Linked DNA regions of Mus musculus: region 1 is linked to region 2. The links are chromatin loops, found by intact Hi-C in ENCODE. Cell type or tissue: left cerebral cortex. All regions are shown on one strand. Each heading gives the region's core, and the rest is flanking DNA. Links, peaks and the distances in the headings are about the cores only.

The links. Hi-C counts contacts between places; a loop is a spot of excess contacts. Peaks named below come from ENCODE experiments on the same cell type or tissue, not always from the same donor. Only the 100,000 strongest peaks of a DNase experiment are listed, where the experiment ranks them.
Region 1: it touches region 2 in a loop (5-fold over the local background); 6 of 42 quality-filtered maps call a loop at or near these places.

Annotation. Positions count from the first base shown.
Region 1 is chr4:126,193,341-126,208,467 of GRCm38, reverse strand. Thrap3 (thyroid hormone receptor associated protein 3) reads left to right here and starts at 5,758. Exons shown (of 12, transcript NM_001356455.1): 1 at 5,758-5,898; 2 at 14,064-14,151. Gm25323 (a small nuclear RNA gene) reads left to right here and starts at 7,191; the gene lies at 7,191-7,293. In left cerebral cortex, for the core only: a CTCF peak has its summit at 6,551; DNase peaks (open chromatin) are centred at 5,672 and 6,585; H3K4me3 peaks cover 2,548 bases; H3K27ac peaks cover 2,703 bases.
Region 2 is chr4:126,251,702-126,266,053 of GRCm38, reverse strand. Trappc3 (trafficking protein particle complex 3) reads right to left here and starts at 3,649. Exons shown (of 5, transcript NM_013718.2): 1 at 3,517-3,649. The coding sequence starts at 3,558. It overlaps Map7d1 (MAP7 domain containing 1), which reads left to right and starts at 9,735. Exons shown (of 18, transcript NM_001347198.1): 1 at 9,735-10,037. The coding sequence starts at 9,992. In left cerebral cortex, for the core only: CTCF peaks have their summits at 3,845 (motif pointing right) and 6,225; DNase peaks (open chromatin) are centred at 3,813, 5,061, 6,053 and 6,318; H3K4me3 peaks cover 1,028 bases; H3K27ac peaks cover 3,821 bases.

The DNA of each region.
Region 1 (15,127 bases), core at 2,377-10,376, 60 kb after region 2:
TCAGATCCCATCACAGATGGTTGTGAGCCACCATGTGGTTGCTGGGACTTGACCTCAGAACCTCTGGAAGAGCAGTCAGTGCTCTTACTCGCTGAACCATCTCTCCAGCCCTTGACAGGATTCTTAATATTCTCTGCCAGGTTGGAAGTCAGCTTTTAGAGAAAAGGGACAGGATTTTTTTGTTTCATTTTTTTTTCAAAGTTTAGCACAATTTCTTATTAAAACATCAATTTCTCTATTACACGAATCCTAAGAATGTTCATCTGAGCAATAAAATATATAAATAATAAAAATGATTTAGGGGCTGGAGAGATGGCTCAGCGGTTAACAGCACTGACTGTTCTTCCGAAGGTCCCGAGTTCAAATCCCAGCAACCACATGGTGGCTCACAACCATCCATAATGAGATCTGACGCCCTCTTCTGGAATGTCTGAAGACAGCTACAGTGTACTTACATATAATAAATAAATGAATCTAAAAAAAGAAAAAGATTTAATCTGCAGGATTTTATTATCAAATTGCAGATACTTCCAAGAGACAGAAATGTGTTTTATATTCACACAGTGACTTGGAAAACCTTTCTTTAAAAAAATCATTTAAGCTGGGCGTGGTAACGCATGCCTTTAATCCCAGCACTTGGGAGGCAGAGGCAGGCAGATTTCTGAGTTCCAGGCCAGGCTGGTCTACAGAGTGAGTTCCAGAACAGCCAGGGCTACACAGAGAAACCCTGTGTCAAAAAAACAAAAACAAACAAACAAACAAAACAACAAAAACAATTCATTTAAAAGGGCAGGAGAGATGGCTTAGAGGTTAGGAGCACTGACTGCTCCTGAGTTCAATTCCCAGCAACCACATGGTGGCTCACAACCATCTGTAATGAGATCTGATGCCCTCTTCTGGGGTGTCTGAAGACAGCGACAATGTACTCATATGCATAAAATCAAAAATTCTTTTTAAAAAATCATTTAAAACAGAGGCGTGGCCTTTGTACTCAAGGTCAGCATAAAACCTGACCATGTTTGTCCCCTTATGTTAAATAAGCCGGAGTCAATCGGGAGGAGGAAACCTTTAGCTCATCTTGTTGGTGATTGATGGGAAAGGACCCAGCTCACTGAGGACAATGCTACCCTCTGGGTAATCCCTGTCCCAGGGCTGTCAGAAAGCGAGGGCGTGTGAGTCACTGGGAGCAAGTCAGTAAGCAGCAGTCGCCCTGAGCTTCAGGCCTCCTGACCTCCTGATCTCAGTACTGCTTGAGGCCCTATGCTGACTTCCCTCACTGATAAGAGTGTGACAGGAGGTGTAAGGTGGTAAGATGAAAGAAACCCTTTCCTCCTTAGGTTGTTTTGGTTATGGCGTGGGGTGGGGTTGTTTTGTTTTTTGTTTTTCAAGACAGGGTTTCTTTGTGTAGCCCTGGCTGTCCTGGAACTCACTCTGTAGACCAGGCTGGCCTCGAACTCAGAAGTCCCCCTGCCTCTGCCTCCCAAGTGCTGGGATTAAAGGCATGCGCCACCACTGCCCAGCTGGTCATGGCGTTTTATTACAGCAATAGAAACCCTATGATATGATACTTGTTGAAGAAATTAATAGAATTGGATGCCCCAGTGCAACCCTGTAATCCCAGCATTCAGGTGAATTCTGAGATACAGCTCAGCCTAGACTACATGGGAAAACTTTTCATTTTATTTTATTTTTTTATTTTGCGATAGGGTCTCTTGTGACTCCAGGATGACCTTGACCTTGTGACGGGTTGACCTTGACTTTCTTCTGGTTTTCCTGCCTCTAACTCTGCCTGTAGCTGGTTCTTCTACTTTGTGGGTTCTTTTACTGCCTCAGCTTTTACCCCCTGCCCCAGTTTCATCCCCTATCATAGATAAAAGAGAAACAAGGATGAGGGAGAGAGGATTTAGAGGAATGGCTGAATCTAATTTCTTTCTTTTTGTTTCTTCTTTGACCATGGCTACTAACAAATTGCAACCAATGACCTAAACGACCAGCAACCACCGAGCCCGACTACCAGGGTAGGATTTATATATATCCTCTGAAAAGTTCCCAGAATTCCAAACAACAAATATTTGCAGAAATTATCTGCAGCTTGCGAAACCATGCTTCCACTAGAGAATAGAGAATGAGGCAAATCGGGGTCAGCTGCTGCAGACAGGTCAAAGTGGCCCCAGATCTCCACACCTGGGATTAAAAAACCCACGTTCTTATAATTTATTTATTTAGTTTTTAGTTTTTCAAGACAGGGTTTCTCTGTGTAGTTCTGTGTAGTCCTGGCTGTCCTGGAACTCACTTTTTAGACCAGGCTGTCCTGGAACTCAGAAATCCACCTGCCTCTGCCTCCCAAGTGCTGGGATTATAGGAGTGCACCACCACTGCCCAGCTTATTTCTGTGTTTTTAAGGAGACCAAAATATTCCAAAATTGTCACTATATCTACCTCCAGAGTATGAACAGCCACACTCAGGATTCTTAGGTACTAGAGATTGAAATCAGCTTTATGTATGATAGGCTCTGTACCAATTGAGTTACATCCCTATCCTTGAGACCCTGCCTTTAAAAGAGAGGTGGGGCTGGCGAGATAGCTCAGTGGTTAAGATCACTGGCTATACTTCCAGAGAACCCAGCTTCAACTCCCAGACCAGGGGATCCCACTGCCTCTCCAGCATCCTCAGGTGCTGCATGCCCATGGCTCACAGACAGACAGATATGGAGGAGGCAAAATACCCACACACACAAAGTAAACAGGATTTTAAAATTTTGGAAAAGAGGAATAGGAGCTGTGAGATGGCTTAATGAGTAAAGGTGCTTGCTGCCAAGCTTGGTGACCTGAGTTTGATCCCTGGAACCCCAGGACAGAAAGAGACACATGACTCTGACTCTGGCAGGTTGTTCTCTGACCTCCAGTGTGTGCTGTGGCATCAGTGCATCTGTAAATAAATGTCTGTTTAAAAGGAGTGATAAATTGTTCTCTGAGATGAGCTCAAAGTCTAGTAAAGGATGCTCAGGGCCGGGTATGGTAAGAACTTGTGAGGTAGAGGCAGGTGGATAGCTAAGTCTGAGGCCAGCCTGGGCTACAGAGTGAGTTCCAGGACACCAGGGCTACCTGAGAAACCCTGTCTTGAAAAACCCAAACTATTCAACCAACCAACCAAACAACCAAGCAAACAAAAAACAATCAGTCAACCAACCATAGGATGGAGACACACACATCACATCAAATTAATTAGAAAGTGCTCTAGAGAAGGGAAGGAAAATTTAGTTATAGACAGGCTAAGCTTGACACTCCTGTGGGAAGTCAGGAAGCATGGTAGCTCCCAGACATTTAGAAATGAGAGTTAAGCAGCTAATCACATCAATGGATGTAAAGGCGCTGTGAACACAGGGGATCAGTGGAGGAGAGTAGGGGACTTGACGAGACTGGATGAGAAGAGAGGGTGAGGACCAGACCCCTGCGACAGTTTCTGGGCCAGTGAAGAGGCAGATGGTACTCGTCTAGCTTATCAGTGTGTTTGCAGTATTTTGCACTAGGCATGGCATGTAGTAGACATCCAGAAAACCTGCAAACTGAAGTTTAAATCGAAACCGAACGTCTCAAGAGGAATTACAGAGTATGCAGCTCACAGGAAATGCTTCACAAGTGGGGAAGTATGAATTACGTAGAATACTACTGAGGCCAGAGAGCTTACAGATTGAGTTGAGCTTGGCGACTTTTCTCTCGTGAGAAAAGTTTACCGATCGATGTGTGTTTTGTCTGCTTTGGCCTGGTATGTGGAGAAATTCATCAACACTCATCATCCCTGCTGGGGCTGCTCTGGTGCTGCTGTTGGTGTTGGTATGCATGACAAAAGCTGATGCACATGAGAACTGGCTCGTCTTGGGACAACCAGATCTTGGGGTACAGAATTTAGCATTTAATACCAAACCAGACCGACCCTAACATCTGTTCTCAAAGAGCTCACAGTCTGCTGGTGACAAAACAGGTGCTTTAGTAATTATAGGTGTAGTCCCTGGGCAGCACACCTAAGGAACTGTCTAAATGGCGGCAACTGCTTTCCCACCTCAGCCATCACGAAGTACCACCACAGCTGGGGCATCAAGTCTCCAGTGTCCGTCAGGTCAAAGCCGCCTGCAGCTGGGAAGGTCTTCCTGTTCTAATCCATGGGCTCAATACAGGAAAGAGGGTGGGGGAAAGCCACCAATCCCTGAGCTCCCCAAGTTCAGGACTTGAGATCCCACCAATCCTTACTCCGGAAATCTCTGCATGCCCTGAAAAGCCCCGCCTCCGAATAAATCCTATATATATAACCCCTGTCCTTCGTTCACTTGCCAGGAGCAGAAACAGCCACTACTCTTCGAGTCTTTGTTCTGTACCCCAAACCCTCCCAATAAATCTGCTTTATGAGATTTGCTGCCTGGTATGGCTTTCTCATTGGAAGAAGCTAAGAAGAAAAGAAGCCATGAAGAGAAGAAGAGAAGAAAGATCAGGGCTGAGGCTCCCGAGCTGCAATGCCTCTGCTGAAGAGGCTTCCTCTCAGAGCGTAGCGGTTCCTGGGCCTTCCGAATCCCTGGATACCCTTCCTTCCATCTGAACAGGAACAGTTTCAATAGCTACAGCAGTACAGTAGCTCGTAAATGCATGACAGAAAAGGTGACGTTTGAACGCTTACATGTGCAGGATTCACTAAGGCAAGCAAGTGCAGAGAAAACCAAACTGCTCTAAAAAACCTTAGTGACCATGTGAGAAACAGCCTCGTAGTGACTTAACATCTGTAAGCTCAGCAGTCATGAATGAGGCTGAGACGAAAAGGCTGCCTTGAGTTTAGGGGACGGCCTGTGCTACCCGGTGATTTCCAGGACAGCTTGGCATACAACGGGAGATTCTGTTCTAAAAATTAAAGTTAACAAAAAACAAAAAAAAACAAAAAACAAAAACCAAGGAGAAAACACAAATCCCAGGGTTTCACTTTCCAGGACATTTGTGGTTCCACAGGTACTAATATACTTCCTGGGCCCATGTTCTTAAAAAACTTCTCTGGGCCAAGTTTGAGGCCAGCCTGCTCTACCTAGAGTATTTCAGTATACCGAGAACCCTGTCTAGAATCCCCGCTCCCCATGAAAAAAATCCCCAAACTAAAAACCTCTTTGGGCTCTTATTGCCATTAAATGGGACAGGAGGTGGCTGTAGGAGAGACCGAGATCCAACGGACTTCTGGGTCCCCTGAGATCACACTATCAAAACAACTCTTCTCCATTTTGCGTTGCGTTTTCTGGGTTCCGGGTGATCAAGTGCCTTCCTTTGTCGGGGACCTCCCAACAACTCTGTGAGGTACAAATTATGAGCCTCACTTTATACAACGATCTGTTCAAGGTCAGAAAGCAGGGGAAGGGTAAGGCACAGAACGAATGCCAAGAGGCCTGATGGCCACCAAACTAGAGACTTTCCGGGGACGTAAGCAGAAGACGAGTGGGTGGGGCTCGGGCCCTCCCTCAGTCCCCCGGAGAGGCCTCTCCAAAATGGTGGGGGCAGTGGCGTCAGCAACGCCCGGGCCCCTTCCGTCCACCTCCCTCCCTCTTCCTCAGGCCACCCAGGCGGGAGCGGGGGGAGGGGGGAACGGAGGCGCAACGCAGTCGCCCACGTGACCGCCGATCTTCGGGCGCGTGACGCAAAGCGGCGGGCCCAACGCTCGCTCTGCCTTGTGGGAAATAGAGTTCGAGAGGACGTCCGGTGAGTCAGGAGAGAGAAACCTAGGACTACATTTCCCAGGAGGTAGCGGAGCGAGGCGGTAGCCGCCGTCGTCGGAGAGCGGGGACGCGGGGCGCGCTAGCGGGCGGGGGCGAGCTTCGGGCCGGTTGTGCCGTTGCGAGATTGCAGCTGTAGTCGCTCCGGCCGGTCAAGGTGAGTGGACGCAGTTGATGGGAGTGAGGACAGCTCAGCTAATCTCTGTGTGTTGGGGTTTTCCTCTTTTCTGGGCGCCGGCTGGGCCCCGGCGAGGGTTAGGCCTAGCGTGCGGCGGCTTCCTCCACGCTCGGCCCGGGCCTGCTCCGAGCGGGCCCTGCTCCATCGGCTCCTCCCCCTCCCCGCCCTTCTCCGCTTCCCTCCGCTCCGGCCTAGTTCTCCGGGCTCCGGCCGCCTTCTCTCTGAAACAGCTTGCACACTTCTGTGCACTGTGCGGGAACGACGGCTTCCACCAACTCCATCTCCCCCCCGCCCCCCAAATCCTGTTTTACGAACCTCGTTATTTGAATTTTTTTTTTCCGGGAACTCTTGCACGCCCTTCCCCCACCAGTCTCCATTGGCCTGGTTCTGTCTTCTAGGGCCCATGTGGCTGCTAGCACACTAAATGTTAGTACTTCTTCTGTGTTTGTTTTTTTTTTAAACTTGTTTGTTCTTTTGTTTTGTTTTCTTCCTCTCTTGGCCAAAAGAGGCCTATTCCAAGTTTATTTCCTATCGGAAAAATAGTTCCCACTTTCTTCCTTTGGTTGCAAGTGAGGCCGACTTGCGTTCCTTCGGTGATTGGCGTGTGCCCTGCTGGTGAGAAGCAGTTGTGTCCCACACTTAAACAACTTTTCTCTTATTTTCTTTGCTCTTGTGATTCTTAATGGGTGGAGCGTGGCGGCGGTAGTTGGCGGCAACATTGGTGGCCCAGAAGTTGGAAGCCATCGGTGAGAGTCCTATGTTAACGAGGAGCTTGCTAATTGGATAGAAACAATATGGCAAGGACGTTATAGGACAGAGCCAAGAAAGACGGCTTTATCAGCTTTTGCGTTTAAATTTCAGTTTTTACTTTAACGTACTTAAGTTTTTTTGTTTTTTTTTTTCTTTTTCTAAAATGGCAGTGCACAACCCTGGCTACCTTTAGTGTAAATATTCAACGAAATTCACTGACGGTTAACCCCTTGTTACCGGGTATGGGAGTTTTCGATTGTGGGTCCTAAGTCGAAAGGCATGTATCCAACTGTCTTTTTTCAGATCTTTCCTAGTTTTGTTTGTGGAAATACTGTCCGTGTGTAGTCAATCCTATTATTTAGACAGCTTAGGTGTATATATTATTCTGTATAAATGTTAAAGACGGCTGGTGCCTTGAAACTTGTGGAGAAAAGTTGGTCTTTGTAGTTTTTAGTTAATTTGCAGATGTGTATCTTGAATTAATATTAGTACTTAGTGAATCAAAAAGTAATGCAGCGAGCTTGCTTTGGCAGCACACATACTAAAATTGGAACGATACAGAGAAGATTAGCAATGGCCCCTGCGCAAATGCAGCTATTTTGGCATGATTGCTTTTTTTTTTTTTTTTTTTTTTAATTTTTGTTTTGCCTAAGACAAGGTCCAGGCTGGCCTCTGAACTCTGTATGTAGCTGATACTGGCCTTGAACTCTTGAGCCTCCTACCTCTACCTTAGAGCGGCTTTTGCCCCTACACCCAACTTGTTTTTGTGTGTGTTGTTTTGTTTTTTGAAGACAGGGTCTTACTGTGTATCTCTGGTTGACCCAAGATTCCAGCCTCCCACTGCCTCGCAAAGGTGAGCCCACCACTCTGGTTTGATTACATTTTGTAAAAAGAACTGGTTGAAGGTTACTACATGTCTGGATGGCTGGGTGTGGTGGTTCTTGTCTTTAATCATAACACTCCGAGGCAATGGTAGGCAGGTTTCTGAGTTCCAGGCCAGCTAGAACTACATAGTGAGAACTTGTCTCAGGAGTGGGGTGGTGGGAGGAGGGGAGAGAGAGAGGCACAGACAGATACAGAGACAGAGAGACACACACAGAACACACTTAATACAAATATCATTTGTTTTTCAGTTCTTTTAGTACCCATGTAGGATCTCTAGTTTTAGAGATTGATTTAGTCTCTAGGTAGGGCCTCTCCTGCCTCTGTCTCTTGAGTGTTGGTGATTGCTGAGGTGAACAGTCACACTTAGTAGGATTGGTATTTTAGTCTGCAGACTAAATACAGCCCTGTTAGAAAGGGGTGCTAGTAATTGTTAGTGCTCCAGTATGCAGCATGTATCTTTGCTACCAAGTGTGGTTACTTTGGAGTTTGGATTGTTTAGTGAGATTATGGGTCACATTCTTGGGGTGTAGTTCAGTGATAGAGAGCTTTTTAGAATACTGGTTTTCCTTAGTGCAAAAGTAAGAAAGAAAAACTATGGTGAGCTGGGCCAGATAGACCTGTGTGCTCTACCCAGGACTTGAGAGACAGAAACAGGTGGATCTCTGAGTTCAAGGTCAGCCTGGTCTAGGCAGCTGGGCCTGTGTAAAGATCCTCCCTTCAAAAATCCAAAACTATAGAAAATGAAAAGTGACCTGCTTTGTATTGGTTATTTTTTGGAAAAAACTCTTGGAGTGTGTCCAAGATTTGCACAGAAGAGGTATTAGGCTGCCTGAGGAGCACAAACTTAAGTTTATTTTAGTCGTCTCCCTCTCCCCCCTTGAGACAGGATCTCTGAGACTAGTCTGTCCTAATGCTATCTCCAAGACATCAGTCACCATGCTTTTATATAGTTTATATTGGACAGATTTTTAAAATGCTACCTTGCTTCTTTGGAGAATTATGAGATCCTGAATTGAAGGAAATGTAATTATGCTATCGGTCAAATACTAGATTTTGGTGGATTGCTTCATACTTATCAGGGTCAGTGAACTGACTGATGTGACTGTGAGTGGGTGAATGGTTCAGTAGTGCCTGGTAGCCTACGTATTCCCAGCATGTGTTGAGGCCCGTGAATACAGTGCAGGAAGCCAAGGCCAGTACGATTACCAGTTGAAGTACTGCCTGGCAGCTGATATGTACACCACGTTGCCCTCTGCCTCTTCTTCCTGAGTGCTTGGGCTAGAGAGTGTTACCATACCTAGCCAGAGTTCTTTTGGAGGAAAGTGAGGAACCCGTTTTGTGGGGTATTAGAGAGAGAATACTCAGGTGGAAGGAATAGTAGGTGTTCAGACAGGAATGGATAGATTTCCTTCTTTTTTTTTTTTTTTTTGGTTTTTCTAGACAGGGTTTCTCTGTATAGCCCTGGTTGTCCTGGAACTCACTTTGTAGACCAGGCTGGCCAGAAATCCACCTGCCTCTGCCTCCTGAGTGCTGGGATTAAAGGCGTGCACCACCACTGCCCGGCTAGATTTGGTCGTTCACTTTTTCTTTTTTTAAAGAAAGCCAAGTATGGCGGACAGGTATAAGAGGGTACAGTAGGTTAGTGAAGGGTTTTTTTCACTAGTACAGGTGAAGAGAGGAAAGATTTGTGACTTAGGTTGTGGGAAGTGATTCATATATTAGATCACTCTTGGTGTAATGAAACACTATAGGGGGTAATGAAGAGGCTGGAGATAGCACTTGCCTGGTGTAGAATAATGGATAGAGGTATAAGTTAGACTTGTAGCATAGACTTCAGGGACTAGTTTTATGTTCTCCAGAGTCAAGACAGTATTACTGTATGGCTCAGTTCAAGATGGTCAGGATCTCTGTATAATTTTTATGCAATGTGCGCATTTTTAGAAATGTCTCCATTATAGTTATAAATATCAAAAAGTTTAGCTATGTGAGAGACGTGTCTTTTCCTGGTTGCTACAGACCTCAACCCTCACCATAGCCTGATGGGTATCCCTGACATGGAGCAGGATCCTGCTTGTCTGTTTATTGCAGGCATTTTAATTTGCTGTTCCATTCTGCGTTTGTGATGCGGGTCTCTGAATGTTCTGTAACTGGGCATGATGGGGCTGGCTTTGGATCCTGGCAGAAGTGCCGGCATGATCAGGAGGAGTTCAGAGAGCCTGGCCTACTAGAGACTTACCTACCATTTTGCTTTCTGCAGCCACCTCTTCACTTCAGAAAAAAAGCAATCCTGGTGCCTTATTTTCTTGGCTTTTATTTATTTATTTGGGCTTTATTTATTTACCTTATTTTTGTTTTCTGAATTTTTTTTCTTTTATTGAAAAAAATTTTTTTCACTATATCTTGAGCCCTTTGAGACCGGGTCTCTCCAAAGCCTGGGTCTCCTAGAGCTCACTTTGTAGAACAGACTGGCCTGCTCTTCCTAAGTGCTGGGTCAAAGGCTGGCCTGATAACATTTTTTAGAAAGTGTTTTGTTTTGGTTTTTTTAAGGGAGGGTCCTCTAAAACACGGAAATACTTTGTTTTGGAACTGAAGTAGGAGTTTTGGGGAGGCAGTACCTTTAAAAAGATAATCATCTGCCCTTGCCTTTTTTTAGCTGACTTATGTTCAAAGTCTCCATTTTTTTTTGCTTTTTTTTTTCTTTGTAGCATCTGAAATGTGGTAACTACAAGCTCAGTCTGTCTCAGAAGACAGAAGGCCAAACAAGGAAAAGTCCAAGAGTTTGAGGACTGGTTGTCTGAGATTTACCAGAGTTTGCCCTGTGTGGTATTGTCTTTAGTTCCGGTGGCTTCTGAAGCTGAGGGTCATGGTCACTTTTAAGGCCTCTCCTTGGATAAATCCGAAGTTAAGTCCTGGTAGCCAAGCATAGCAAGACTGTCTTAAAAAACAAAAAATATGAGGGGCTCTGGGATGTAGGGAGCCTACTTAGCATTTAGAGGCTCTCGTCAGTTTCCAGTACTGTTTAAAGAAAAGACAAAACAAAAACCCAGGAATTAATTGAATTTTGTTGTTGTTTTGTTTGAGAAAGTTTCTCTGTGTAGCTCTGGCTCTGTAGACAAACCAGGCTGGCCTCAAATTCAGAGATCTGCCACCCTTCTGAGCCCTGGGGTTAAGGTGTGAGTCCCTACTACCCAGCTACACTGCTCTTTATTAATATGAGAGAAATGACTGGGCAGGAAGGCTATAGACTTGGCAACTATCCAGAGGAAGGGGGTGGTGAATGGAAAGTCACACGGTGTCATTTGTGAGTGACCACACGGAGAAGGAGTGGTTAGCTTCTATGAAAGAAAAGTGGGCAAACTCAAGAGTGGTGGTAACTCCGTAAGTGATGCTGAGAATTTTTATTTTTAAAATTAATACACATGGGGGCTGGAGAGATTGCTCAGCGGTTAAGAGCACTGGCCGCTCTTCCACAGGTCCTGAGTTCAAATCCCAGCAACCACATGGTGGCTCACAACCATCTGTAACGAGATCTGATGCTCTCTTCTGGAGTGTCTGAAGAAAGCTACAGTGTACTTACATATAATAAATAAGTAAATCTTTTTTTAAAAATTAATACACATCTGTGAAAGCCATTGCTTTGCTTTTAGTAAATTTTTTTGAGGCTAATGATTAGTAACTGGCTTCCTTTAAGTAGGAAGGTTGAGTTATGGAGAGTTGATAGAGTAGTTCACTGAGATGAGGGTGTTAGTAAAGTCATTCAGGAAATTTCATTGTGAGAAAGTCAGCGTTACCTGGGCTTGGCTTTCAGCCTACAGCAGCAAAGATAATAAAACGAGTATTTTGGAACCTCTTTTGGTTTTCTTTTTTGGTTTTTCGAGACAGGGTTTCTCTGTGTAGCCCTGGCTGTCTTGGAACTCTGTAGACCAGGCTGGCCTCGAACTCAGAAATCCGCCTGCCTCTGCCTCCCAAGTGCTGGGATTAAAGGTGTGAGCCATCACCGCCTGGCTATCTTGGAGTCTTAACCAGTATTATTGCCAGTGAACCTAATGATCAGTTTGATCCAAGTCCCAGATGGTGAAAGTTGTTCTCTGATGTGTGTGGGTGTTTGAGAAACAAAACTTTGAGAACAAATGAGATTCTGCTGATCAGAGAGGTCCGTCCGTGCCTTTGGTTCCATCATTCTGCAGGTAGAGAAGTAAGTGGATTTCTAGAGTTCAGTGCCATTTTAGTCCATACAGTGAGTCCCAGGCTAGTCAAAGCTAAGCCATGAAAGCCTGTATCTAAAAGAAGGAACCAGAGAGATGACTCGGGTTAAGAGCAGGCACTATTATTGCAGAAGGCTCAGGTTAGATTCTCAGTACCAGTGTTTGGTTGCTCACAACTGCTTACAACTGCTTCTAAGGGTTTTCCTCTTCTTACAGGGCAAGCACTTTACCATCATTTTAGAGAGAGATTTCTCAGTGTAGCCTTGACTGTTCTGGAACAGATCCTCCTGTGTCTTCTTCTGTGCTGGGATTAAACTGACCGATCTTCATTGGCTTTTAATAAGCTTTTGAATACAGATTACTTGGAACTTCTAGAAGAAAATTTTTTCATTCCTTGTCTATTTTGAGAATAATAACAGTATTCATTTGACAATTATAGAAATAAAGGATGAAATATTGTAAAAACCAATATTTCAAAGAAACTTTACTATAAAAAATTGAAACAGCCACACACAATTCATTTCATTTATTAGTCATTCTGGGTCTTTAATAATAATGGAAGTAAGGACTTTTACTACTTTGATAGAGGACTAAATAGTGCTAGTGGGCCACACTAAAACTTCTCAAATGCATTAGTGCTGTGCTATATTTAGATTTTTAGTTATTACAGTGAATAATTTTCAGCCAGGGCTGAGCAGTGGAGGTGCAGGCCCTTATTCCCAGCACTAGGGAGACAGACAAGTTGATCTCTGTGAGTTCAAGGCCAATCTGATATATAGATCAGGTTCCAGAATAGCCAGCTACAAGTGAGAGACTGTCTTGGAGGGGGGGGGGGTGAGTGGGGTTAGAAAAAAGATCTGGATTAAAAGTGTATTAAGTGTATCAGATCAGAAGAGGGTCTTCCCACTTAAATGACTTAAGTGACTTAATTGTTTTTAAAAATTCTGGGTTGGAGAGATGGCTCATTAGTTAAGAACAATGACTGCTCTTTCAGAGGGACCCAGGTTCAATTCCCCACACCTACATACATGGTTGGTAACTTGCTACTATTGTTTGTGACTGGAGCCACAACATACTCTAAATACAAAATATAATTAAGCCGGGCGTGGTGGCGCACTCCTTTAATCCCAGCACTCGGAGGCAGAGGCAGGCGGATTTCTGATTTCGAGGCCAGCCTGGTCTACAAAGTGAGCTCCAGGACAGCCAGGGCTATACAGAGAAACCCTGTCTCGAAAAACCAAAAAAAAAAAACCAAAATATAATTAAAAAAAAAAGTCCCTCACAGGTATGCTCAGCTGTTGTGCTTTAGTTAATTAAATGTGTAGTCAAGTTGATAGCCAGGAATAGCATCAACACATGGGCTTTTGATTTTTCTGGGTAAGGAGTGTGTGTGATAATAGGGTTTCTCTGTGTAGCCCTGGCTGTCCTGGAACTCACTCTGTAGACCAGGCTAGCCTCGAACTCAAATCCGCCTGCCTCTGCCTCCCAAGTGCTGGGATTACAGGCCTGCGCAAACCACTACTGCCCAGCCCCTTTTTTTTTTTTTTAACCACTTTTCTTGTTTCAGACCACATAATGTGTGTGTGTGTCATAACTGGGCACCAAATTTGGGTTTTCAGGAAGAGCAGCAAGTGCTTGCTCTTAACCTCTGAGCCATCTCACCAGCCTAGACCTGGAACTTTTGATCTCTTATGACTCTGTTTCCATAGTGATGGAATTACTGCCATGCATGTACGCATATCTACCTTGCTTATTAAACTGTTGGAAATTGGATCTGCTGTTGCTTGCATCCTTGGCTACTGAGCTGCATTCCCACTCTTCTTTTTTTTTTTTTTCCTCGAGACAGGGTTCCTCTGTAGCTCTGGCTGTCCTGGAACTCACTTTGTAGACCAGGCTGGCCTCGAACTCAGAAATCCGCCTGCCTCTGCCTCCGGAGTGCTGGGATTAAAGGCTTGCGCCACCACGCCCGGCTCCACACACCCAGATCTTATGTTCATACTGGAGATTCAAATTCAGGTTCTCACCATTGAATGGCAAACAGTTAAACGGTTGGGATAGGGATTTAATTTTTTTTTTTTTTAAAGACAGTTTCAATTTATAGCCTTGGCTATCCTGATACTCACTATGTAGACCAGGCTAACCTAAAACCTAGAGTTCTGTGACATACCATGACTGACTACAGCAAGCACTCTTAATAAATGAACCATCTTTCCAGCCTCTAAAGTAGAACTTTTGTTGTGGGTTTTAAACAATAATAGAATCTTTAAGCTATAGTAGCCATTTTACCACTTCCTCTCATTGCAGAGTTATACCCTGACTGTAATTGAAGAAGCCAGTGGTGCTGCTGGTGTTTTTCAGAGGCAGTTCAAGTTGAATCATTGATTCTACTGAGGTAAATGCTTGGTGGTAAAAAAAATCTTAATGACTACACTAATTTTAAGAAGCATTTATGTTCAACCCAGCCAGGGCTTTATAGTGAGCCCTGTCTCAAAACACACACACACCAGTTATGTTGAATTTATTATCTGGAGTTAAATCCATAGGATTTCTGTCTCAATTTTATGTTGTAATGTGTATATGTGTGTACACATGTGTCTGCAGAGGCCAGGAGAAGGCATTGTGTCTCCTCCTCTCTTACTCTGATCTGTCCCTGTGACGCAGTCTCTGAATGTGGAGCTCTTATTTTCCCACTAGGCCCCAAAGATTCTTTTGTCACCTTCTCCCCACAATGACATCACAGGTAGGATGTTCAGCTTAATACTGGTGCTGGGATCTGAACTCTGACCCTCATGATTTGTGTAAGTACTCTTAACCACTAAATCATCTCTCTAGCCCCCAGGTTATATAGCTATTGCTTGTTTTGAGACGGTGTCACACTGTGAAGCCCTGGTTTGCTTAGAATTTCTTTGTAGACCAGTCTGTCCTCAAACTCAGATATGTCTACCTTTGCTTCCTGGGTGCTGGAATTAAAGGCATCAACCACCACGCCTACCCCTGTAATTTAAAAAGTCTTTGATTAGGTTTATAATGATAATCTGAGTTCTTGGGAAATGAAAGTAGGAGAATTACATAGTGAGTTTTAGGACAGTTTGGTTTGGGAACCCAATCTCCTCTTCCCCCAAAATAAGAAAAAGAAAAATTGAAGTGAGGTGGGGTTTATATATACCTGTAATTCTAGCACCCAGAAGGCTGAGGCAGAATTGACTAAAGTCTGGGGTCAGTTTGGGTTACAGACTATAACCACTCACCACCACCACCCCCGAAAGAAAGGCAGCAGGGGAGACTTTGTTTTGTCAACCAGAACTAGGAAACTAAATCTATAAGTCCAGATTCATTTTTGTTTTGTTTTTGTTTTGTTTTTCTCTCCT
Region 2 (14,352 bases), core at 1-8,000:
AAGAAGGCCAGCTGACAGTGTCACCAGTATGCTGACAGCTTTACGTACATTTTTAGTTACTCTCCCACAGCCCTACAATGTCATATCTACCACTGCTACCATCCTGAGGTCAGGAAAATTTCAAAAGATGCTGAAGCTGGCTGGTGTTTGGAACAATGAAGAAACTGAAGACAGGGCTCAGTGGTGGCCACTGGCCCTGCATGTGCCTAGGCCCTGAGTTCAATCCCCAGCATTGTGGGGAGGAGGTGTCAGCAAATAAGCAATAAAACAGGACCCAGTCCCAGCCAGTACAATATCCCTGTTGTTGGGAACAGTTAAGAGTCTAGGGCTTCATTTCTGCATTTACCACCGCAGGTAGGCTGGAACACCAAGGAGCTCTGCTCACAGTTGGTGTTCAGGTAGAGTTTGATGGACAGATGGACCACCAATGTTCTGGTTATCAGGGACTAAAAAAAGTAGACATCAGATAACCTGGGCACATTAACCCTTTAGGTCTTGGAAGGTTTATGTGAAATACAGTAATTGTGTGCTCAAGGCTGGACTACCTGGAAGAGGGCCACTAGAGGGGTATTGTCCCCAAAGAATGACATGTCAGAACCAGGTACTTTGGCTCATAGGCAGAGGTGCCAGCTGCTATGCCTGATAACCTAAGTTAGGTCTCAGAACCCACATGGTGGGATGAGAGAAGGGACCCCTCTAAGTTGTCCTCTGACCTCCACACATACTGTGGCATATCCTACCTGTTCTCTATCAACTTGATACAAGCTAGTGTCATCTAAAAGGAAGGAATCTTAATTGAGAAAATGTCCCCATAAGATTGTAGGGCATTTTCTTGATTAATGATTGATGAAGAGGCCTGCCCATTGTAGACGGTGCCATTCCTTGGCTGGTGATCATGGGTTCTATAAGAAGGCAGGCTGTGGGAGCCGTGATGAGTAAGCCAGTGAGCAGCCCCCTCCATGGCCTCTGTATCAGGGCCTGCTTCCAGGTCTTTCCTGCCCACAGTGCTTTTGATGATGAACTGTGAATGATTATTTTAACCTTTCCTCCCCAAATTGCTTTTGATGATGGTGTCTCATCACAGCAATAGTAACCCTAACATATGCCCCCTCTGCGAATAAATAAGTAAATCTATGTAAGAAAAAAAAAAAGTGAGCTAGGTATGCCTGTAACCCCAGACCTGCGGAAATAAGATAAGAGGCAGGAGAAACAGGAGTTGGAAGCGAGTCTGGATCATCAGAAAAACCTTGTCTCAAACACACACAGGTAGCCAGAGAGAGCACGAGGCAAGCCCAGAGTAGAATCAGTAGGAACCAAGTAAGAAAATGCAGTCCCTAACTTCATTCACTCGCCGGACGGACTCCCAGTGGCAGGCACTGTTCTAGATGCTAGGACTGGAGCAGTGGAAGGGGCAAACCCTTGCCCTGCTTGAGTTCCCATTCTCATAGGACACAATGAAAACAAAAGGAGCAGGTTAGCCTGGTCTACATAGCAAGTTTAAGGTCAGCCAGGGCTATGTAGAGAGACCCTGGCTCGAACAAACCACATCAATACTGAGTCCAGGAGAAATCAAACAAATACTGATAACAGGATACAAAGACTAAGGAATAAGTGTCTGCTCCCATCACCAAGGAAACACCATCCATCCCCTTAAATTTAACACTCTTTCCTCTAGTCTTTGGTACCACAGCCCCCATTTTGTAGCTAAAGAAACTAATAATCACTTGAAAATGCCAAGGAACATGTGTATATTTTCTTCTAGATGACATTGTTTTCTAGCACAAAACTCTCAACTACTGTTATTTCTTCCAGAAATCTCCCCCATCGTGTGTATGTGTGTGTGTGCATGCTCGGTCCCCTAAAACTGATTCTTAACTTACCATCCCCAGAGTATGCTGAGGCCCACACAAATCCCTGGAAAATACAAACAAATGTGTGTATATGAAATGTGTGTATATGATGTCGGGTTTTTGCATTTTGTGTTTGCGGTGCTAGGATCCAACTCAGCTTTGATCACTGAGTTCGTGTTTGTGTAATTTAATATTTGTGTAGAGATGAATCATTGCTGTCATTGTGTCTTGAAAGTGGTCCGAGGGTTATAAAGAACCAGCCTAGGGACTTGGAGATTTAGGTCAGTGGTAGAGCGCTTGCCTAGCAAGCACAAGGCTCTGGGTTAGAGTCTCAGCTCTGGGGGTGGGGTGGGGTGGGGTGGGGAAGAACCAGCCTGGAATAACAGGGATTCCACCTGTGCTGGCTGTTCCTGGTATAAGACACAAAGTCTAATCATACTGAATCATACTGTCCAGAGTGGAGTACATAGGTTTCCAGATCTAGTCAGCAGGCAGGCAACCTCGGATTGGTCCCGCTGTTTTTTGAAGTCTGAATTCAGAGTATCCTGCATATGCATCCTACCACTGAGTTACCTCCCAAACCTGATGTGAGCCCCACACCCCACGTCCCCAACACTCTGTGTGTTAAAAATAGTTTCAAGTAGTAGCTTCAAGTAGCCTACGCTGGCCTCCATCTTATCTCGGGCTAAGGACAACCCTGAATTCCTGACCCTTTTTCTCTACCATCCGAGGGCTGGGATTACAGGCATGCATGAGCAAGCTTAGTTTACGTGGTGCTGGGAATTCAACTCAGGGCCTTGTGCATGCTAAGCAGACACTCTACCAACTGGAGCTACAGTTCCGCTCCCAGATGTTCAGTTTGAAACTCCAAAGCAAAGGCACAGCATGGGCAGTTCTGCAAAAGAATACACTAAAAACAAACAAACAAACAAACAAAAAACACTTGACAAGAAAGCCTCTTTCCTTGGGATTCGGAGAAAATTGATATCCACCTGACTCTCCAGACCCAGTCCAGCCCAGCCCAGCCTTTTGGGATTATATCCTGTCCCACTACTCCCAGGTTAGGGAAGGAACCACAGTTATCCTCTCAACCATTACAGGGGCCACTGAATACTTAGGCCGGCTCACTCCTTAATGTTAGATGGCAAGTCCCCTTCTGACAAGACCACTGTCTAAGTCTCACAATGCCTAAAGCATAGTGAAAAGCTGAAATATTCACTGTAGAAATGGAGGGGCATGGGTTTAAATCCTAACTCTTCCGAAGTGTAAATCTGGATGTCCCATAAACTTCACTGAGCTGTAAAACGCCATAACATTATCCACCTAGAAGAGGTTACCTTGTGATAATGACATAATGGAAGCAATAGCCTAGCACCAAACGCACAGTAAGAGATCAGTAAATGGTTGGTACTGTTATTGATTACCGTCGCTGTTGTTGGTTTAGCACTCGACCCCGAGAGACCTGGGTGTAGCGGGCGGAGGGGCAACTCAGGGGTCCCCCCAAGCTGCCCCAGCGCCGGACGCCTAGGGAATGACCCACACTGGGACTTCCCCATCCCACAGCTCACAGCAGGACTCATTTGACAATCACTTGGAGCGCCAGCACCAGGCCCCTTCCCAGGAAGCTTCGATTCCGCCCGGCCCGCCGGGTCACGCGCTCAGTTACCATTTTCTTGCTCTCCGTGCCACGGTTCGCCTGCCTCGACATGGTGCCCACCGTTCAGTGCCGCCTCACCTCACCTCCTCACAACCCAGATCCCAGACCCCGGGAGTCGCCGATTCAACCCAGCCGCGGCCCCTCAGCGTCTAGGACTGACCGGCCCCTCCTCACTGCGCCTGCGCGGTGTGGCGCAGAGGACCCCGGGACTTGTGGTTCGGCTGACCAAAGTCAGACTACAGCATCCGGCAGTTCTACCCGGAAGTCCCACCCGTGATTCAGCTCGAGCTGCAGCTCCGGAATGCTACCAGCGCCCGGGTGGCTGCACCATTATGGCCGCTAGGTGGCATCCGCACCTTGTGGTAGTCCTACATTGTCCACAGAGTGTCCTTATTTTCCTCCCCCACGACTGGCACTGTGATGTTCTGCAAATTCTTCTCTCTCCCAGACTGGTCTTGGAAAGTCCCTATTTCGAACTGTTTTCTGTTGCTGCAGATCAGCTCCAGAAGCGCCCAGGATGTCCTGAAAAACTAGCGATGGCTCACACAGAGGTCTAAAGTTCATTATAAAAAGTTTGCATGACCACATATTCTATGTCAGGATAGTTAACGGCTTTCTCTTTCAACTGCCATCTGTTCCCAAACCCCAAACACAGCCAAGCCCTGCATCCTTACACTTGTGGCCTTTTTAACAAATCCAAATCACTTACCGTCCCTTCTCTAGAACAGCTACCCTGCCTAGTTCCCAGAAAAACCAAGATGCCGGCTGTGGTGGCACTCAGTGCCGAGTTCTAATCCCAGGCTTGCCATCTGAGGCCAGATGCTGAAGTTCTTTCAGTTGCTGTAAATATTAATGAGACATGAGCACAGATCGTGGGCACAGAAAAGGCACAGAGGAAATGTGATTCCCTTCGAGCTACACTATCAAGACAGTCCAACAGATCCAAACACAGCCCAACAATCGTTGAGGAATGTGCTAGCTGACCAAACCCTTCTTACCCTTCACAGAGGCAAAGCCCTGTCATCACTGACCACAGCCCTTTGGATTTGGCTCCGGCCGTCTCTCCTTAGTGGTCAGCCCTGTGGGCACTGTGCTTGGAATTCAGGTCTCCTCGCTTCAGCCTGCTTGTCTGTCTCTGCAGCAACTATATACTGTTGTGTACCACCCGGCCTTCACCATGACAACTGCTCTGTCCAGATACTGAGCCAGCTAGGCTAGGAGAAGGCTGGAGGGGGGCAAGGGTTTCTCCCAGTCTTTCCCTGAGGTTATAGGACCAATCATTATTATAGCCTTCTCCCTGTAGTACAGACATTCCGGGGCCTCCCTAGAGGCAGAGATCCCTGACTCTCCATCCTGTGGCACGACCTCAGGAGGCTGCATGAGGGTCTCTAGAAGGGAGCAGAAGAAGAAGACAGAAGTCTGTAGCCTTGGGAGAGTAGCAGTGAGGCTAGTCCAGAGCCTCCTTCATTCCCAGGAGAGGGGACAGCTGAGGTGAAAACAGCAGTTGGCCAGCCTGTCAGTCGGTCTGGGCTCCTCCCTGCCGGCTGCCTTGGCTGCCCACAGAAACCTGAGTCACAGTCACAGGCAGCCGCCTGACCCCACCCAGCCTGCTGTCAGGCAGGGCGGTTCTGGACAGACTGGAGGTGGAGCCTCTCCTTGACTTCTCACGGACTCATTATCCCCCCTCTCTGCCTCTGATTCCCGAACTTGGCCCTGCCTTTTCTTTGGGACAGTTCTCCGAGTCATCAGTTTTGAATTAAGGGTGGGGGCGGGGCACATGTATTGATCTGTAAGGTCTCATCCTTGCTCAGACTGCAACCTGAAAACTCCTTGGGGTGGCTGTCAGGGATCAGGAGTAGAGCGCATGCTTTGTATGGGCAAGGCCCTGGGTCTCATCTCCAGCACAAACAAGACAGAACTCCCTACACAGCAGGCCCCAAGTTCTTGGACTTCTCCCTTCAATTTTGAATTCCAGCCCCTCCCTCTCCCTCTCTACCACCTGTAGGGAGTAAGACTTTTAGGAAACCAGATATCCCTCCCGACCCTCATCTCCTGTTCCCTAGAAAAGAAGGCAGTAAGAGTGGAACGTAAGAAATTCAAGGTCATTCTCAGTCAAACAGCGTGTACAAGTCCAGCCTGGGCTACAAGAAGCCCGGTCTCAAAAAAAAAAAAAAAAAAAAAAAGAGAAAGGAAGGAAGGAAGGAAGGAAGAAGGAAAAAAAAAAGGAAATTGGAGAAGAGACCCCAGGACCAGTTGTTTCTCATCCCTAGTAGGAGCTTGAAAAAAGACTTCCTCTAAGACACCCAAAGGCTTGACCTCTGTAGTACAGATTTTTAGTTCCTCCTGCCTAGGAACTTCTGCTCTTCCCTTCCTCCTCAAGAGCTGTAAGGAGAGAAAGAGGCAGCTGGTCACTACTACCCTGAAGGACTTTTCCCAGTCCCAGTCTCAAGCCGCGGGCCCTAGAGGCTAAGAGGCAGTCTAAGTCACAGCCCCTCCTCTTCTTTGTGCTGTGCGGTGGGGGTGGAGCGGGAGTGAGAATCTGGTGGCTGCACTTTCCGCTGCCCCCCAAAAGGCTCCTCCCACTTCCTACTTTGTGGGGGTGGAGGCAGCATCCCAGGCCCTAGTCCTGAGATTTGTATCTGAGTTAAATCTCCTAACCGTTTTCTTCAGTACTGGGTGGGTTCATCCTGGGCTCTGCCCCATCAAAACTAGGCGATTGGGAGCGTTTTGGCTCCTGCCTTCCTTCTAGGACGATTTGCAAGGGGACATCATCCTGATCTTCAGTCAGGGAATTTCCCCAACCCCAGCCCAGCCTGGTGGAGAAACTAACGATTCACTCGCTCTTGTCTATTTCCGTGGAGGGGGAGGAGACTGCCCCGGGCAGCTGAGGCCGACAAAGTTCCCTGCCTCGAGCTGAATGGGCAGGATATCCTCTTGGGGTTTCAGCCCAGATGTTACACATACCCATGATTGCACTTTCTTTGAGAAGGCATGTGGAGCCCCCTCATACCCTTAAACATAAAGGCACCAGTCTTTTCTAAATAAATAAATAGCAAACAAATAAATAAATCTGTTAATCATCAGTTGCTGGGCTGGAGCTCCTGGTCAGTTACAGGGAGAAAAGAGAAGTGTCTATTCTGCCTGCCTACTCCAAACGCATTATAGGGCTGTAGCACTGCCCTGGCTCCCCAAAAGGCATTCTCCCAGGCTCCATATAGGCCCTTCAGCTGTGCCAGAATGCTCTAGCTGTTGCTGGCCAGGAAACCTGCCCCTCCCATTGGCTACCTCTCAGATACCCAGCTGCTCTGCAGTACTAAAGGCTGAGGCCAGGGTTCCTCAACTTTGGTACCTCAGGCATTCTGTGTCCGTGAATTTTCTGTTGTGACAGGGTTGTAGGATTTTTTAAAGCCATATTCTTGTCTCACATTCACTGGATGCCAATAGCACCCTCGGTTGTAACAAAAAAAGTGTCCTTAAACACTGACCAAAATGCCCTCCAGAGTGCCTGTGTAAATGCAAACATGCCTTTGGTGGAGGACTGAAGATGCAGCCAACCACCACACACCTGAGCTACCCCTGCCCAGTTCAGAGAACTCCCCAAAGCCAGTCCTAGATGATCAGACACAAGTGCAGATTTCCAGTTTTCATATCTTTCCCAGGTTGGAATCTCTTGCTCTTAGGCTCCTTTAAATCCACTGTCCCTCTTTATTCCTGAACTCTCCCCACTGTGGGAATCTCACCACTCCCATTTTTTTATCCCAGGACTGGGAGGTAGGAGGAAAACCAGCCCAAGCAGCTGGTCCCTTGTTGGGTTCTCTGCAGGGCTCAGTACGAGCCTATGCCCAGCTCTGGACAATGTAAACCTTAGACCTCTGGATTCACAAGAGACAGCCATGGACTCTAGTATCCATGTGATCACCTCATCCTGCAGATGGGATGACTAACAGCAAATATGGAATGTCATCTTCATCCTCTTTTATATCTGAGTTCCCATCATCGTCATCATCATATGTACTCAGCACTTCCTATATACCAGGCCCTATGCTAAGTACTTCATTTCCATTGTCTTACTTAATCTTTACAATGACCCTCAAAATACTTCATGGCACCATTTAATTTAATTTTTTTATTTATTGTGAAGCATATCTCATACATCCCAATTGCCCTCAAAATTGCCCCATAACCAGGGGTTTTTATTTATTATTATAAATACTATTTAAATATTATAATACTATTTAAAGGGAGTTTTATTATATTCCTTACTTTTAAAAATTGGTGGCATGTGCCTTTAATTCTAGCACCAGGGAGAAAGAAGGTGGATCTCTGTGAATTGGAGGCCATTCTGGTACACTGGGTGAGTTACAGGCCAGCCAGGGCTACACAGTGAGTCCCAATCTAAATATATTTTTTCTTTTGTTTGTTTATTTATTTATTTATTTATGTGTGTGTGTGTGTGTGTGTGTGTGTGTTTGTGTGTTGGTTTCTCTGTGTAGCCCTGGCTGTCTTGGAACTCAATCCGCAGACCAGATTAGCCTTGAACTCAGAAACCTGCCTCCCGGGATGAAGTACATTCTTAATTCTACATAGGAGTGCAGAGATCAGAGAGCAACTTGCAGAAATTCGTTCTCTTCTACCATGTGGGTCCCAGGAATCCAACTCAGATCATCAGGTTTGGCTGAAAGCACCTTTACCCACCAAGCTGTTTTTCCCCCTGAAGCCTGTCTTGAAAGTCTGATCCTCCAGCCTCCACCTTCCAAGTGCCGAGATTGCCGGCCTGTGCCATCACGCCTGTGCCATCACGCCTGCTTGATGTAGTGCTGGAAATCCGAGCCCAGGGCTTAGTGCACGCTAGGCAGCCACTGTGGGCTGCACTGCACCCCCACATCACTACTGCTGTTTATCAACTTTAGAGTTTCAGGAGACGTGTCACTCTCGTTGCTGGCCTTTAGCACCATCCTTTTCTAAAGTCACTCAGCCTCCACCTCGGGCGAATCTTCCCTCCCCCCTCCCCCCAGGGTTCAAAGCGCCAGTTACTTACTACTGGGATAGAAACTGCTGCTAGGTTGCCTGAAACTTCTCCCTTTCCCTGAATCGTACTCCCTGCCCTCTCCCTTGGAATGACTGTTCTGTGGAGGTGCTCTAAGGAAGGAGGGTCCAGTGGTTAGGAAGGGGAAGGAGAGACAGGGAGACAGTGCCTCCCTGGCCCTAATCTGTGGACAACTAGAGAAATGACCTCCAGGTCAGGACAAAGAGCAGGGCTAGGATAGGCAGAGCCCAGCGGCCCCTCCTTCCTCCCTCCAGTCTGGTCCTCTCTGCACCAGTACCTCTACTATCGATCCACCTTCCCAGCAAGCTCCCTGCACCCTGTCCGAAGCCAAGCCCGACTTGGCTCGAAGCCCTCACCTCAGCGGGCGGGCATTGAAACAGGAGATAGGAGAGCCCACTCCAGAGCCCCGAGTATTTTCGGGGAGGAGGGTGAAGTGAGGCTTACTACTCTTTATCGCGACGAGCCGTAGGAAAGAAAAATCCTTCTGGAGAGATGTGGGGGCGGGGGATGGGGGTCTTCTGATGAAGGTAGGGGAGGCTCTAGGCTAGGACCACCCAGTTTGGATCAGGGAGGGCCCCAGCAGATTAGAGACCTGAGTAAAGCGCCTTACAGGGTTGTAATTACTCCCAGAGAAACAGAGAAGACACCAACCCTAGGGTGCAAGAGGAAAAGCGCCTTCGCAGCCATCACCAGAAAAGAGAAAGGATAGCCCTTTTAGGAGTCTCCATGAGACCGTTCTTCAGGCGTTGCAACGCCCCCCCCCCAATAAAGATTTTTGTCTGAGGCAGGCTTGGGAGAGAATTTAGACTGCACGCTAGAGCCTCCAGCATCCAGAGAGAGAATAGGGGATCCTAACCCAGCACCCCACTCCCCTAGTCCCAGCGGCCGGTGAGTCACCCGAGAGCTCCCTACATAGTCTTCAGGCGCGCGGCACGTACCAACGCGCGGCCGCAGGGGGAGTCAGTGTGGCCAGCAGCGTGCCCCCAGCTCGGCGTCCGCCCTGCGGCGACCACAGAAGGAGCATCGTGAAGTTCCGGGAGCTGCATCGCAGGGCGGTGTCGGAGCCCTCTGGTTGTGCCCGTGGTGGCTCCGTACTCCATCACTGCGGGGGCGGTCATCCCCCGCGCACTTGGTACATTCGGAGAGGCCAGGCCCAGCCCGGGCGGTACAATAGGGTTGGGCCGCGACCAGGACTGGGCCGGCGCGGGGCAAAGGAGCAGAATCGCGGTCGCGGAGGACCGACCTCGGGTAGCTGGCTACTCAGAGCTTCGTTAGCCACCGGCCTCTACCTCTCCCACTCGGAACGCCGCCGCCTCTGGGTCTTTGCCCGCTGGGCGGGCCGGGCGGGATGCGCCGCGGGACCCTGGTCCTGGCCTCCGGCCGTCGCCGCCGTCGCGGCTGAGACCCTCCCCCAAAACCTCCAGTGACGCCGCAGCCATGGAGAGTGGCCCGCGTGTGGAGCCCGGCCCGGGCGCACCCGCAGGTAAGCCGGGAGCCACACAAGAGCGAGCCCGGAGGGGGACCGAGTAGCCGCAGGGCGGCCGAGGATGAGGCTGGCGGCTGGGCGGGGACCCCTCCCCCCCGCGCCCTCTGACCACTTAGAAGTTTAAAAATAAAGGCTGTGGCCGCTGCCGAGGCTCCGGGCCACGGACGCATCTTCTGACAGCTGCCTCCTCCCCCCAACCTCCGCGCCGGGAAGCACGGGGCATCGGGATCCGTGGGAACCCGGCTAGGGATTCGATGGGGTGACCCTTCTGCCGCAGCCTGGTGCTATCCTCTCGTCCCCACCCCCACTCTCCTTCGAGATCCACCCCAGACTCTGAAGATCCTCTTTTACTGAGCTGGAGCTACTGTCTTCTCCATCCTCCGCGGGCACGTGTGACCTTAGTCTTAATATGTGTGTTAGGGTACCAGATTCTCAGGTCTGGAACTATGCATACCGAAGCTAGGCCCTCGTACCCCCACGCCCAGGCCCTGGCCCAGACCTCGCCCCCACCCCATCCGTCCAGCTGCCGCGCAAAGGGCCTGTTGCTGTTGTGGGCCGACCAGGAGGGGAGGGAGACGAGGGGGAGGTCTTTAGCGGTGGCTGCCAAGTAACCCGCCGGATAAAGGCGAGGGGGAGGGGGAGGCGGTATTGTTTGGGGCGCGGGTGGGAGCTGGGGAGTGGGCCGCCTTCCCAAAAGCCAGGCCTACTTCAGAGCCCACCCAGTCTGATTTGGGACAGGAGTGACAGAGGTCTGCCGGCACCACGTCACTTCTTTGGGCCGGACTCTGTAGAATGAGGTGACCGCTCAAGGATGGCACTCCCTACATGCCACATCATTCCCTCAGACTGAGGGTTTTTGGATGCTTTACACACACACACACACACACACACACACACAGAGTCTCAATGCCCTAGACCACCAAAGCTCTCCTTTCCACCCCTCACCCCACCAACCACCAGTGTTCTGGACTTCTGCAAACCCCATTCTATCTGGGAGCAGCTGACGAGGGGGTGGGGACAGAATTCTGGTTGGGCCCCGTGTTGGAGGGAGGACTCTTTCTTCCTGGAAGGGGAGGGAAAAGCTTGATTACTGAGGACCCAAGTCCTGATCCACTCACACAGTCATCCCCACATTTCCAGAGAGTTCCCAGCCTAATCCTGTCACCTCCCTGCCCCCTGGGGTGTGGAGCCCCGGATTGAGAGCATCTATAGGGGTGGAGAGCACCCAGGATGAGGTGGGGGCTGCTTGGCTGTGGGTGGGCTCCTCCCTGTGTCTTCGTGGTGCTTGGTGGGGATCTATGACATGTAGGTGGAGATTGGTGGGCTTCTGGAGGTTTACAGACTGTGCTGGCAACGAGGGTGGTCCAGTTTGTCTTGGTTCCACGGAGCCTGAGAGGGGACACCTAGGGAGGCCCAGCCTGGTCTAGCCATCTGCTTACTGGTATTTTGCACCTGAGAGTTCATGGCACTGGGGTGTGCACGAGAGCCCAAATGAGGGCAGGGACACAGCCTTAGCCGGGGCTGGTTTATAATTAGGGCACTTGGATGAGTGGCCCAGACTGTGTATGGGGGCAGGGGTGGGATGCTTGGCTGTACTTGAGGGCCTAGGTGAGTGCGGAAGGCCACATGCAGAGGTCTGGATGAGAAAACTCTTCTATTCACAGGGATCTAGATGGAGTTACAGGACAGGTTGGGTCAGGATCATGCCTTGTTTCTCTATACATTGAGAATCTGAAAGTGACCAAAGCCAAGACTTCCTGAGAGTAAATGACAGGCCCATAGTATGCGCCGGGGAGAATATGGGGCAGTGGTCCGGGGAGAATATGGGGCAGTGGTCTAGGGCTCTGAGTGTTGGTGACGTGACCCTGCTTTCTTCAGGTGCTTAGTTGTACACCGAGCTGTAACAGACAGCATGGGGTAAGGGGACAAGGGTGGCATCCCCTTTAGAGTCAGAAGGCCTGGATGGAAATCCCAGACAGCTGTTTCCTGACTAGTGCCCTGGACCTAGGGATTCTGTTCCCCGGGGAAAACATGGATCAGGGTTTGCGCTGTGAGCCTCTTGTGGTCGATGGGCGATGATGAACCTAAAGGAAGCTGGCATGCAGGCACCAGACACCCTCCTTAAAGTGTGATTACCATTATTGTGGTTAGGCTCATTACAACTGGTGCCAGTGGGGAGGCGTGAACTGTGGGGGAGGGCGGGGATTGGGAAGCAGCTCAGAGTGTAGACACTAGAATCGATGAGTTCCACGTCATAACCTCCACTGGACGATGGGGGGGGGGCTGTTTCTTAACCCAAATCTTAAGTTTTTCCATCTAGAAAGTAAGAATAGTGCTAGAAATGACCCCTTAGGGGCACCAGGCTCTTTAACTTAGCCCCTGGCACACAGTTAGTACTTGGTCAATGCCAGCCTAGGCTTGTGTTTTATTGATATCATTTCTAATTCTGTCAGAGGTCTGAGGACCTCAGATGGACCCCCCATTAGAATTGAAAGGGGGAGGGGGCTGGAGAGATGGCTCAGCGGATAAGAGCACCGACTGATCTTCCAAAGGTCCTGAGTTCAAATCCCAGCAACCACATGGTGGCTCACAACCATCCGTAATTAGATCTGACATCCTCTTCTGGTGTGTCTGAAGACAGCTACAGTGTACTTACATATAATAAATAAATACATACATATAATAAATAAATAGAAAGAAAGAAAGGGGGAGGGGTTGGTATAAATAGGGCAGAATACCAGGCGAGGGACACCTAGACTGATGTGAGGAGCTGGAGGGCACCTGGACAAGAGAGAAGTTCTCCTTGGCAGGAGGAGAGAAAACAGGACTCGGGTCTCTGCACATTGTCCTGTGGCCCCACCATGTGACAGCAGGGTGCTGGTTGCGCTGAGGTGGTGAATGCAGTCAGTCAGAACCTATTCTGACTTAGATGGGGAGCAGATGTGTTCTCTGAAGAAGGGCAAGCACCATGGTTGCCTGCCAATGTGGTGCCGCAGAGCATGGGCTTTGTGGCACACCCCGTAGAAGTTGGGGAGACCGGCCCAATGGACTGCAGATATCCATGCAACAGCCAACATGGTTGATGCCTCCCACTGCCGGACAGTCCCCCTCACTGGACTGGTGGGCTCAGTGTGAGGCCTTTAACGAGCCTCTAATGTGAAGTCACGCATATGCAAATGAGGAATAAGGACATAGGCCAGCTTAGCCCTTCTCCCCCTGCGGATGGCCACTGGCTACTAGTGGGGCAGAGGTAAGCAAGCGAGCCGGAAGCCCGAAAGCAGGGCCCCAGACCAGCGTGGAGGCTCTCAGAGCAGTTAGTAGTTAGTCTCAAGTCTGACTGAGCTTGAACGGAGGCCTTAAGCATGGGAGTCATGTCCTTGGGTCCCCTCTGGGCCAGGGAGGGAGTCCATGAGCGAGGCAGGCTTAGATAATGTAGCTTTGTTGGCTGGTGGTAGCTCTGCCTGGCACCCCGGGGCACAGCCTCCAGTGTTTTCTCCATCACCTCTCAGCTGTAGCTCTTCCCCCAAGGGAAATGGGGAGCTTGGAGTAGGGAACATGATATTGCTGATCCTCCTGAGTTGTCAGGGGAGACGTGGACCTAGGGAAGGAGGTGATTCCTTGGCTCTCTAAACCCCCATTTCTTGTTCCTGTCCCTGTCACCCACCATTTGTTCACGACCTTCACTGTGCCAGGGCAGTGTCCTCTCTCCTTCGTTCCTCATGACAACCCTATGAGGAGGGACTCATTTTCTCCCCATTTTATAGATGAGACCCAGAGAGGTAAGGGTGCTCGCCCAAAGCCACATAGCTAGGAACTGGCAGCCTCAGGAGTTGACGATTCAGCACCAAATCTGAATACAGAATCATCGTGACCAAGCAAGCCAGTGACAGGGTCTGGCCACTTCTCTTCCAAAATGTCCTTCTGTGGGCCTTGTGGTCCACGGTGCCCCCTGTCGTTTCTCCTGGCAGACACTGGTCGCTCGCTATGGGTTCCCTGTGAATCCTGTCAGGTTGGAGGCTGAGTAAATTGAACTCTAGTGGTGAATGATAGTCTAGCTCTAGCTAAAGTTCTCCAGGCTATGGGCTGGGGCTGAGGGAGGGACTCGGCCTGGGCCGCTGGATGGGGTCATTTCCTGCCGCCTAAAATAACAGGAAGTGGGTGCTCCTGATTGGAGGCTAGGGAACAATGGCCGCCAGGCCTGCCAGGGCTCTCCTTCAGAGCCTCTGTCTCACTAAGGCTGCAGAAGCTTCAGCCTAGCTTCAGGACCCTGCCTCCTACCTCTGGGGGAGGCTGGCCTTTCCCAGTGTACAGC